Linked DNA regions of Homo sapiens: region 1 is linked to region 2. A link is a loop called in an ENCODE intact Hi-C map of the cell type or tissue named here. Cell type or tissue: PC-9. All regions are shown on one strand. Links, peaks and the distances in the headings refer to the core of each region. The heading gives the core; the rest is flanking DNA. Region 1 overlaps STX3 (syntaxin 3). Region 2 holds the start of LINC02739 (long intergenic non-protein coding RNA 2739).

What was found. Hi-C counts contacts between places; a loop is a spot of excess contacts. Peaks named below come from ENCODE experiments on the same cell type or tissue, not always from the same donor. Only the 100,000 strongest peaks of a DNase experiment are listed, where the experiment ranks them.
Region 1: it touches region 2 in a loop (2.9-fold over the local background); 3 of 110 quality-filtered maps call a loop at or near these places.

The regions. Positions count from the first base shown.
Region 1 is chr11:59,774,194-59,779,573 of GRCh38, reverse strand. The region is part of intron 2 of STX3 (syntaxin 3); the gene reads right to left. Among named protein-coding and RNA genes, the nearest start is that of STX3, 22 kb to the right of the region's middle. In PC-9, for the core only: no CTCF peak of the experiment used is centred there; DNase peaks (open chromatin) are centred at 1,138, 2,293 and 2,913; H3K27ac peaks cover 523 bases.
Region 2 is chr11:59,563,829-59,569,208 of GRCh38, reverse strand. It overlaps LINC02739 (long intergenic non-protein coding RNA 2739), which reads left to right and starts at 3,079. Exons shown (of 5, transcript NR_187292.1): 1 at 3,079-4,194. It overlaps TRF-GAA2-1 (tRNA-Phe (anticodon GAA) 2-1), which reads left to right and starts at 2,757; the gene lies at 2,757-2,829. RefSeq lists enhancers at 2,784-3,283, 3,259-3,438, 3,284-3,785. In PC-9, for the core only: a CTCF peak has its summit at 3,369; a DNase peak (open chromatin) is centred at 2,948; H3K4me3 peaks cover 1,962 bases; H3K27ac peaks cover 1,875 bases.

The sequences.
Region 1 (5,380 bases), core at 233-5,232, 210 kb before region 2:
TATGCTTCTTATATCACTACAAATGGTCTGTTATACCACTACAAATGCATACTTCTTATGGACTGAATGTGCTCTCCCAAAATTAATATGTTGATGCCTAATCCCCAATGGGATGGTACTTAGAGGGAGATGGGACCTTTGGAAGGCATTTAGGTTGTAAGGGTGGAGCCCTCATGACTGTGTTTTGTGCACTTATAAGCAGAGGCCAAAGAGCTAGCTTGCTCTTTCCACCCTGTAAGGATACAGATACAGCAAGGTGGCAGTCCACAACCCAGAAGAGGGTCCTCACCAGAACCCGATCATGCTGGAATCCTGGTCTCGGACTTTCAGCCTCCAGAACTGTAGGAAACACATTCTTATTGTTTATAAGCCATTCAGTCTACGGTACTTTCTCATAGCAGCCCAAACTAAGACAGCATTCAAAAAAGTAAATTTTTGGCCAGCGTGGTGCCTCACACCTATAATCCCAACACTTTGGGAGGCCAAGGCGGGCAGATCACCTGAGATCAGGAGTTCCAGACCAGCCTGACCAACATGGTGAAACCCCGTCTCTACTAAAAATACAAAAATTAGCTGGGCATTGTTGTGGATGCCTGTAATCCCAGCTACTTGGGAGGCTGAGGCAGGAAAATCGCTTGAACCCAGGAGGAGGCGGAGGCTGCAGTGAGCCGAGATCACACTGTTGCATTCCAGCCTGGGCGACAAGAGCGAAACTTCATCCCCAAAAAAAAAAAAAAAAAAAGGAAAAGAAAAGAAAACTTTCATCCTTATTAATAGAAGTTCCATGTTAGAAAGTGTTGCTCTGAAAAATTAAATGCTAGGATAGCCAAGTTAAGCTGATTTATTACAGGACTTCTTAGAGCTTTCAATAAGTTAACGTGCATTTTAAGTTTCCAAGAGAAGAAAGAAGCAGGAAGCATTTCTCAAACATATTTGATCACAGAAGGCTTTTTGCACCTCACACTGCCATCTGTGACAACGCATTTTCACTGACCCAACAAACAGCCATTCCCTGGCCCCTTCCCTCTCTTTCTTTTTAACAGAAATCTGACTTTGTTTGGGTAGTGGCATTGCCAGCCCCAGAGGATGAATCATGATGTGTTTGATGGCAATCCTGGCAATCCTGTCCCTTTGCTGAGTACTCACTTTCCTGGTGTCCCTTCCAGCTAAGGAGGCCCACACCATGTGACCCAGTGCTATCCAGGAGGCCACAAGGGAAGTCAGATTGGAGGATCTGGGCAGTTTTCCTCTCTGATGAAAGGACCTTTGGACTTTTCTAGCTGCACCCTTTCTTAATGCTTGCAACGCTGTCACAGGGTGATGCCAAATAGAGCTCTGACTCTGGTGGTTTCAAAACACAGGCAGGTGGGACCTATGTACCGCTCTTTTAATCTGGCAGGCTTGTGACTGCTTCAGTAACAGAGCCAAGCAGAAGTGATGTGCTATGTAACTTCTGTAGCTGGAACACTTGCCTTGCATCCCTGAGCTTCTATGTAACAAGTTCAATAGCCCTAAGTGGGCCAGCTACGAGAAGCCCAAGCCACAGAAAGAAGCCAAGTGTAGGTGCTCTGACTGACAGTCTCTGCTGAGCTTTTCCCTTGAGCCACCCCAGTAAAGGCACCAGACAGTAAAATTTTAAAAGCCTCTACAAGATTCTAGCCTGCAGTTGTTCAAGTCTTCCCAATAAAAGCCCCAGAAATTGTAGAGCAGAAGTAATCCGGACCCACTTTGCCCTGTTTGAATTCCTACTCCACAGAATCTGTCAGCAAAACAAACAGTTGTTTTATACCACTAAATATTGGGGCTATGCTGTGATATAACAATAGATAATCACAGAACAGACTCTCTCTCTCACAATCCTAAGAGAAAAGCCAAGAGGATCACAGTGATGCTGACCTAGAACCCCAAGCTGACCTTTAAACGGCACCATCCCTAACCCCAAACTACTTCATATGCAAAATAATTACATATCTTTGTTGCTTAAGCCACAGTTAGTCAAAAGCATCCCTAAATGATAGGCTACACTGCTGCTCAGGATCACAGATTCAGGTCAAGGCTCCATCGCTGGCTTGCTGGTCTTTCCATTTCAGGTCTTTCGCACCCTCCACAAACTGCCATCGGAGTGAATTTTCTAAAACACACTCTGAGCCCATCACTTCCTTGTTTAAATCCTCGAAGGTTCCCCATCACTTTGCAGTGGTGCATAGCTGCAGTAGGCAACAGAATTATCCGGAAGACATTCCTAAAAATCCAAAAGTCTGAGCCATTCCAGTCCCTAAGAATCAGGTATGTGTATGTGCAAAAAACTCCCCAGGTGATTCTGATGACAAGTCTAGTTAAGAACCAGGGAAATCTTCCCTCACCTTCCTCTCTGCAGGCAGAATTTAACGCTTCCTCTTCTGTGCTCCCATGGTACCTTACTGACACTTTTCTTATCATATAACAACATTTTAAAAATTTCTATCACCCTTACCAGATAAGGAGACAACAGGGGGCGAGAATCCTGTCACAGAACATTGGATCCCCAGCACCTAACATGCTATCTTGAAGACAGTAAGCGCTCAAATACTTTGATGAATAGATAAACGAATACAGAAAAATAAACCCCTAATGTTTCTGCCTCCAAAGGCAGGTCTGTTTCATCTGAACATTACTTTCTGCCAACTGAGCAAACAAACCAAGAAAAATATAGACAACTGCAAATTAGACAAAAATGTGGCGTTTATCATTTACCAGGCTCTGGCTTGATCAGCCAAAGTGGCCTGAAAACCCAAGGGCCAATCTTTTTTTCCAACGATCAAGAAGCTAGAGAAGATACAATGGAATCTGACAGTGCAAATCACATTCTGAAAACACCCTGGTCCTATGACTTCATGTGCACCTTGCAAATACCTCTATGACTAAGCTGTGATTCATGCTCTCAGCAAATAACCAAGGATGACCTCCTGGAACCAGTCCAAACAGTAAGTTTTATCAAGAGTGCTTTCCCAAGAAAGCGACTTAGTTATATAACCTGCAGGGTGTAGTGGGCATGATCACCAGTCACATAGAGGGGGACAATCTCTCATTTCCCCAAATCTCTATTCTCTGAAACATAATTTATCCCAATTTCAACAGTATATCTACACCACATTCTATAAAATAAACTTTGTGGTCTACTTATTCATAAGTACACTGGGGGACAGAAGGGTGATAAGAACATATGTACTAGATGTCAGGCACTGTGATAGGTGCACCCATACCCTTTCTCATTTTATATCCATAAAATCCAACAGGTAATATTCTCTTTTTAGAGAAAACTGGGGTTTAGAGTAGTTAACTTTTCCAAAATTGTACCACTGGTAATGGGCAGAGCTGAGATTCAGACCATGTTAGGTGGGGCCAGAGCCTACTTGATCCACTCCCTCTTACTTCTCCCCACTCCCCCAAGGCCTTATCCTCTCTGTGCTCTATCAGATCCAAGAAAAGAGGAAAGTAACACTGCTGAACCCCATGCTAAGTACTTTCTGAGCATTAGCTCCTTTAATCTCTACCAAATCTATGACATGAATATTTTTCTCCCCAGTTTACAGATAAACCCACTGATACTTGGAACAGTTAAGGAATGTGAACAAGATCACACAGTTAGTGGCAGATATGGAATTTAATTCAAAGATCATGTTCTTTCCACCTCCCCATGCTGTCCCTCTTCTCCACTCTAAATATAAGTTTCACGGGGTTTTTCCCTAAATGACAGACACACACATAACAAAGAGAAAGAAATAAGCAATGCAGCAGCCCTGAAGGTCTTGTTAAATCTTCAACAGCCTCTTCAGAAGTAGCTACCACCCATCCAGTGCTTTTATGTCTGACGATCCTTCCCAGATGTGTGATCTCATATGATCCTCATGGCATCCTTGAAAGGTAAGTACTAACACTCCCAATTTCCAGAGCAGGACATTAAAACTAAGAGATGTTAAGCAACCTGACCAAGGTTACACTGCTACGAAATGCTTGAAAAGTGGACTCAAACCATGTTTTAGAGGCCAAAGCCCACCATCTTCACACCTAACAAAGAGGGTCCTCTCAGGGACCCTCTGACTGGCTCAGAAGAAAAAGGAGAACACAGTTATTGGAAAAGATTCCTTATCTTAGGGAAGAAGTTCTTTAATGTATCTGGTTCTCCAAGGCAGACTGAGATGAGCTAGAAAGACTTCAAACATCTCCTTAAGTCCACCCCCATCACGGAGTGAAAGGATATTGTCCTTCCACGATCCACAATTGGAGTAACACTGGACTCACAAAGCCTAAGTGTTGTTTGATCTCACTATGACTCTGATGGACCCGCCTGTGAGGAGGGTGGGGATCTGTGGAGAGTTTACAGCCAACTTCCCAATCAGGCCAGCACACATTCAAGTTTATTCTTAATTCCTGTTTATTACTCTAACAGATAAATGGGCACGAACCGTCATGCCCCACTCCATTCCTTTCAGAAAAAAAACTGGAGGGTTACTTTTCCACATCCACAGTCTAGAGGATGGGAAGCATCACATTCTCTCTGCAAAAAGAGCACGATACTTCTTGTTTTCTTTCCAGGGGAAATTAAAAACCTAAGAAACCATAGTATGGTGGCAGAAACTTCAACAATAGTGAGCTTTTTGTTTTTGTTTTTTGAATTATCATTCATTAAGCACATATATGCCAGATGCTATGCTGTGTTACAAACATTATTCCTCTTGGTTTTTGTTGTTGTTGTTTGTTTTTGAGACGGAGTCTACCGCTGTCACCCAGGCTGGAGTGCAGTGGCGCAATCTCGGCTCACTGCAACCTACGCCTCCTGGGTTCAAGCGATTCTCCTGCCTCAGCCTCTCGGGTAGCTGGGATTACAGGTGCCCACCACCACACCCAGCTAATATTTGTATGTTTAGTACAGACAGGGTTTCACTGTGTTGGCCAGGCTGGTCTCAAACTCTTGACCTTGTGATCCGCCCACCTCGGCCCCCCAAAGTGCTGGGATTACAAGCGTGAGCCACCACGCCTGGCCTGTCCCTCTTAATCCTTATGCAACTCAATGGGGATTTTTGTTGTTTATTGTTTTTTTCTTTTCTTACCTAAACACTGGATCACCAGTGAATTTTTTTTTTTTTTTTTTTTAGGGGACAAGGTCTCACTCTGTTGCCCAGGCTAGAATGCAGTGGCATGATCATAGCTCACTGCAGCCTCAAACTCCTAGGCTCAGGTGATCCCACCTGTGGGAAATTACATTATCAATCCTAATTTACAGGTAAGGAAGCCCAGACACAGATTGTTAAGGAACGTTCATGAAATCAACAGCTTCTCAGAAGCAGGGTTGAGATTTGGGCCCAAGTTTACCCAGCTCGAAAGCCAGTGTTTTCATCCA
Region 2 (5,380 bases), core at 317-5,316:
CCTGAGGTCAGGAGTTTGAGACCAGCCTGGCCAGTGTGGCAAAACCCCATCTCTACTCAAAATACAAAAATTAGCCAGGGCCAGGGGCGGTGGCTCATGCCTGTAATCCTAGCACATTGGGAGGCCGAGGCGGGTGGATCACGAGGTCAGGAGTTCGAAACCAGCCTGGCCAATATGGTGAAATCCCGTCTCTACTAAAAATACAAAAATTAGCTGGGCGTGGTAGCACACACCTATAGTCCCAGCTGCTCGGGAGGCTGAGACAGAAGAATCGCTTGAACCCAGGAGGCAGAGGTTGCAGTGAGCTGAGATCCTGCCACTTCACTCCAGCCTGGGTGGCAGAGCGAGACTCCGTCTCAATAAATAAATAAATAAATAAATAAATAAATAAATAAATAAATAAATAAATGAATAAGCAAGCCGGGCGTGGTGGTGGGCGCCTGTAGTCCCAGCTACTCGGGAGTCTGAGGCAGGAGAATCGCTTGAATCCGGGAGGCAGAGGTTGCAGTGAGCCGAGATCGTGCCACTGCACTCCAGCCTGGGCAGCAAAGCAAGACTCTGTCTCAAAAAGAAAAAAGAAAAAAGAAAAAAGAAAAGAAACCGACTTAAGCATAGACAAGTAAATGACTCAAGAACATAGGCAAGTAAGTGACCGGAAAAGGACTTAAATCCACTCTTTGTCATTAATATACCTAGCCTATGGTAAGTCTATACTACGGTATTAATTTTCCATAGCTGCATAACTAATTACTATAAACAGTAGCTTAAAACAACACCTGTTCTATCCATTCACGGTTTATCCGTTCATCTGTAGATGAGAAGTCCCACATGATGTGACTGGGTTCTCTACTCAGGGTGTCACAAGACTGAAATCAAGGAGTTGACCAGCTTGAGTTCTCATCTGGAGGCACTGAGGGGAAAGCTGCTTCCAAACTCATTCTTGTTCTTGGCCAACTTAGGTTTCCTGCAGTTGCAGAACTGAAGACCAATTTCCTTGCTGGCTGTCAGCTGAGAACCACCCTCAACTTCTAGAGACTGCCCGTATATTTTTGCCACATGGTCCCCTCCATCTTCAAGTCTTGTGTTTTGAGTCTCTGACTCCTTTCTGCAACCAGCTAGAAAAAACCCTCTGCTTTTAAAGGGCTCAAGTGATTGGTCAGGCTCACCCAGATAATCACATATTTTAGAGTAACCTGTACTATATAATATCACCTAATAACAGGTTATAAATTAATATGATGAATTTCATAGTCCCAGGGATTATGCAGGGTTTTGTGGGGCTGGGAGGGTGTTTTGTGGGTCATTTTAGAATTTTTCGTACTTCAACTACCAAGGGAAACCAAAAGGGTGAAATTTAAGCTAAACAAATGATAGGCTCTTGAGTCTGAAAAAACTGTAAAGTCACCTAGTTTAGGCGTGACAGCCACAAACATCTCATTTCAGATGTACTCTTAATCTTTCTTGAGAATGACAGTCTATACTCATCCTCCATTTTAAGCCTATTGTTTATAAATTCTAAACTAAGGTCATGGCGCTTTTATTTCAAATTGTAATGAGTCCATGCTGGCTCCTTATTTATGAAGCAAGTGAATACAAAGCATTGAATTATTCTAACAGCCTTATGGAGTTTATATAAAACTTTTTTTTTTTTGAGACGGAGTTTTGCTGTTGTTGCTCAGGCTGGAGTGCAATGGCGCAATCTCGGCCCACTGCAACCTCCACCTCCCTGGTTCAAGGGAGTCTCCTGCTTCAGCCTCCCGAGCAGCTGGAATTACAGGCGTGCACCACCACGCCCGGCTAATTTTGTATTTTTAGTAGAGACGGGGTTTCTCCATGTTGGTCAGGCTGGTCTTGAACTCCCGACCTCAGGTGATCCGCCTGCCTTGGCCTCCCAGAGACACCGCATCTGGCTAAAACATTTTTCAGTGAATAAATGCAAGAGATGAAAATTATGAAATGGGAGGTGGAGGAGGAATAAAATCAGCATATTAGAGATATTATTAAACCACAACTTGCTTCTTAGAGTTTGAGGGAAGCCTGACTTAATTCTTTTTTTTGACTATATATATTTAAAAATGAAAAATGCCAAGATGGTATTCCAAAAATTGAGGTATATTTTTAATGCTAGGTTTAGCAAATCAATGCTTTTAACAAATACTGTACAGTGACTCTATGTTTACCTCATGTGGAGGTAGCATTGAAAGTCTACATTTGAAGCCTTTACAAATGGCCTTCCTTACCTCTTCTATATATCCTGGATTTCAATCTGAAGATATCTGTAAAAATCACAATGTTTATATATATCTACCTTGCAAAATCTGCCTTTGCACAAGAAAAACAAGTATATTTTAAAAATTTATGGCAGTATTGTTTTTAATAATGAGATATAGAAAAAGGTAAAAAAGCTGATAGTTGTCAGTTTGATTACATAGATTATGTTATAACCATACAATCCAATACTGGCGAACGTGGATTAAAAAGTATGATAGGTCTACATAACTGCCATGAAAAAAGTCCATAATATGTTTTTAAATGAAAAAAGCAAATTGCAGGGAACTTAAAACAACAACAACAACAAAAAACCCTGAGAAAAGTGATTTATCACTTCAGTTTGTAAACAAGGGCCTTGCCTTATCACCTTTGTAACATTTGTAAAATGCCTACCTCTAGCTGAATCCATATGATCTTTGTTACCACGGAACAAATACTATTTTATTATAATTATGTAGAAAAAAAGAAAAACGTCTTCCACGGCAGCCGAAATAGCTCAGTTGGGAGAGCGTTAGACTGAAGATCTAAAGGTCCCTGGTTCAATCCCGGGTTTCGGCAGCGCTTCCGTTTTAGGCGTTAGTCATCACTACATGTGATTTCTGCAGTTAACAGGGTCTTTCTGCAGTTAACAGGGTCAACACCCTGTGGGTTCTCACGCGGGCTGGGGCAGTTAAGGGAAACCTTATCGTCATTTTCCCCTGGGAGGGAGGATACTGGGGACATATGTCTTACCTTTTAAACTGCCCAGTACGAAGTTACGCCTCTGCCCTCACTTGGGACCTGGTTTGAGACAAGCTCTTCCGGAGCACTGCGCATAGCTCACTTTCTTGAGCAACCCTGTGTCCCCGCACCCCGCTCCTCTTCTTTCGGGTTCTAGGCAGCCGTGGGCGCTGCGACCCTTCTCTCACTGTCAGAGGGGCGGGAGCTCTCGGCCTGCGCCGCCTCCGCTGCCTGCTTGGTCGCGGGCTTGCCGGGAATGGTGACAGCCCGGGCCCCCTCTTGGCCAAAGAAGTCCTCGAAAGCGTTCGGCGCACGGGCTTTGTCCAGCTTTTTAAACCGTAACAAGGACCGGGGCCGGGCGCGGTGGCTCACGCCTGTAATCCCAGCATTTTGGGAAGTCGAGGCGGACGGATTACTTGAGGTCATGAGTTCGAGACCAGCCTGGCCAACACGGTGAAACTCTGTCTTTAAAAAAGAAAACAAAAACAATAACAAGGACCCTAGAACAGCTCTTAGGTGGGGCGGGAGACAGAGATCGGAAGCCCTTTCTAGTTTAAATCTACACTAGGGTTAGAAGACCAAATACAGGACGTCCAATTAATTTCCTTTTTTTTCTTTTTCCTTTTCTTTTCTTTTTTCTTTTTTTAAGATGGAGTCTTGCTCCCATGCTGGAGTGCAGTGGCGTGATCTCGGCTGACTGTAACCTCCGCCTCCCGGGTTCAAGTGATTCTCCTGCCTCAGCCTCCGGAGTAGCTGGGATTACAGGTGCCCGGCTAATTTTTGTATTTTTAGTAGAGACAGGGTTTCACCATGTTGGCCAGGCTGGTCCCGAACTCCTGACCTCAGGTCATCCTCCTGCCTCAGCCTCCCAAAGTGTTGGGATTACAGGCACGAGCCACTGAACCCGGCCAAAATTTGAATTTCAGAGAAACAACAAATACTTTTTAGTATAAACATGTCCCAAATATTGCATGGAATATACAAAGTACATATTTGTTGTTTCTGTGAAATTGGATTTAACTGGACACCCTGTATTTTTATTTTCCAAATTGCAAGTCACTTGTACATCATATCCTTGCACCCCTCTGAACCCTATGCACCACCTTCCCCACCCCAGCAAAGATATCCAGACGCTGTATGCAGGAAGAACTGAATTTCAGAGGACACCGTTTGATCTTCAACACCTGGCAGTTTACAAAACAGGTTTGTATCCATTGGCTAATTTGTTATCAGCACCAACAGAGAAGCTCCTGGCAGAGATCACTAGGAAACACCCCGGGAATCGGCCATCCACCAGTTTCTAGGCTTCCAGAGTTGTCCATGCTTGTCTGGCATGGGGGCGGAGGTCAGTGGAACTCGGAGGATATGGATTGAATTTCAGTAGAAAGCCTCATTAAGATGATGAACCACAGCCGGGCATAGTGGCTCACGCCTGTAATCCCAGCACTTTGGGAGGCTGAGGCGGGCGGATCACCTGAGGTTGGGAGTTCAAGACCAGCCTGACCAAAATGGAGAAATCCCGTCTCTACTAAAAATACAAAATTAACCGTGCGTGGTGGCGCACGCCTGTCATCCCAGCTACTCGGGAGGCTGAGGCAGGAGAATCGCTTGAACCCAGGAGGCAGAGGTTGCCGTGAGCGGAGATTACACCATTGCACTGCAGCCAGGACAACAAGAGCGAAATTCCGTCTCAAAAAAAAAAAAAAAAAAAAAAAAAAAAAAAGATGAGCCACTCCACTCAAGGCAAGGCAATGGAAAAACACACTTAGGGAGTGCCTTCTTTTTAGTCAGGCTGGACCATGGAGGGAGAGGAAGGAGATCCATGTGTCACATTCTAAGAACTCGCAGTGTGGTAAAAGGCAAAATGAAGCCAGCCATATGGTTTTTAGGCCTATTTATACCCCTCTCCTCTTTCTGTTAATGTTTGCCAATATGCTAGCTGATATGGGGCTTCAGCCCCAAAATCGTTGAGTTCTTGGGTGGAAAGATGTATTTTGATGAGGGGCTCTTGAAAGTCCAATGGTGATCAATAAGAAGAAACCCCAACTGATCATCTAATAGACTAGAGAATTAAACTTTTCATGAGGTTTGGTCGAACGCCATTCTAGATGTTACTAGGAAGGTGTTTTTGGTTTGTTTCTTTTGAGACAGGGTCTTGTTCTGTTGCCCAGGGGTGGGGTGCAGTGGCACCATCACAGTTCACTGCAGCCTCAACCTCCTGGGCCTCAAGTCATTCTTTGGCCTCAGCCTCCCTAGTAGCTGGGACCACAGGTACGCAGCATCACGTCCGGTTAATTTTTTGTATTTATAGAGACGGGGTGTCGCCATGTTGCCCAGGCTGGTCTCGAACTCTGGAGCTCAAGCGATCTGCCTGCCTCGGCCTTTCAAA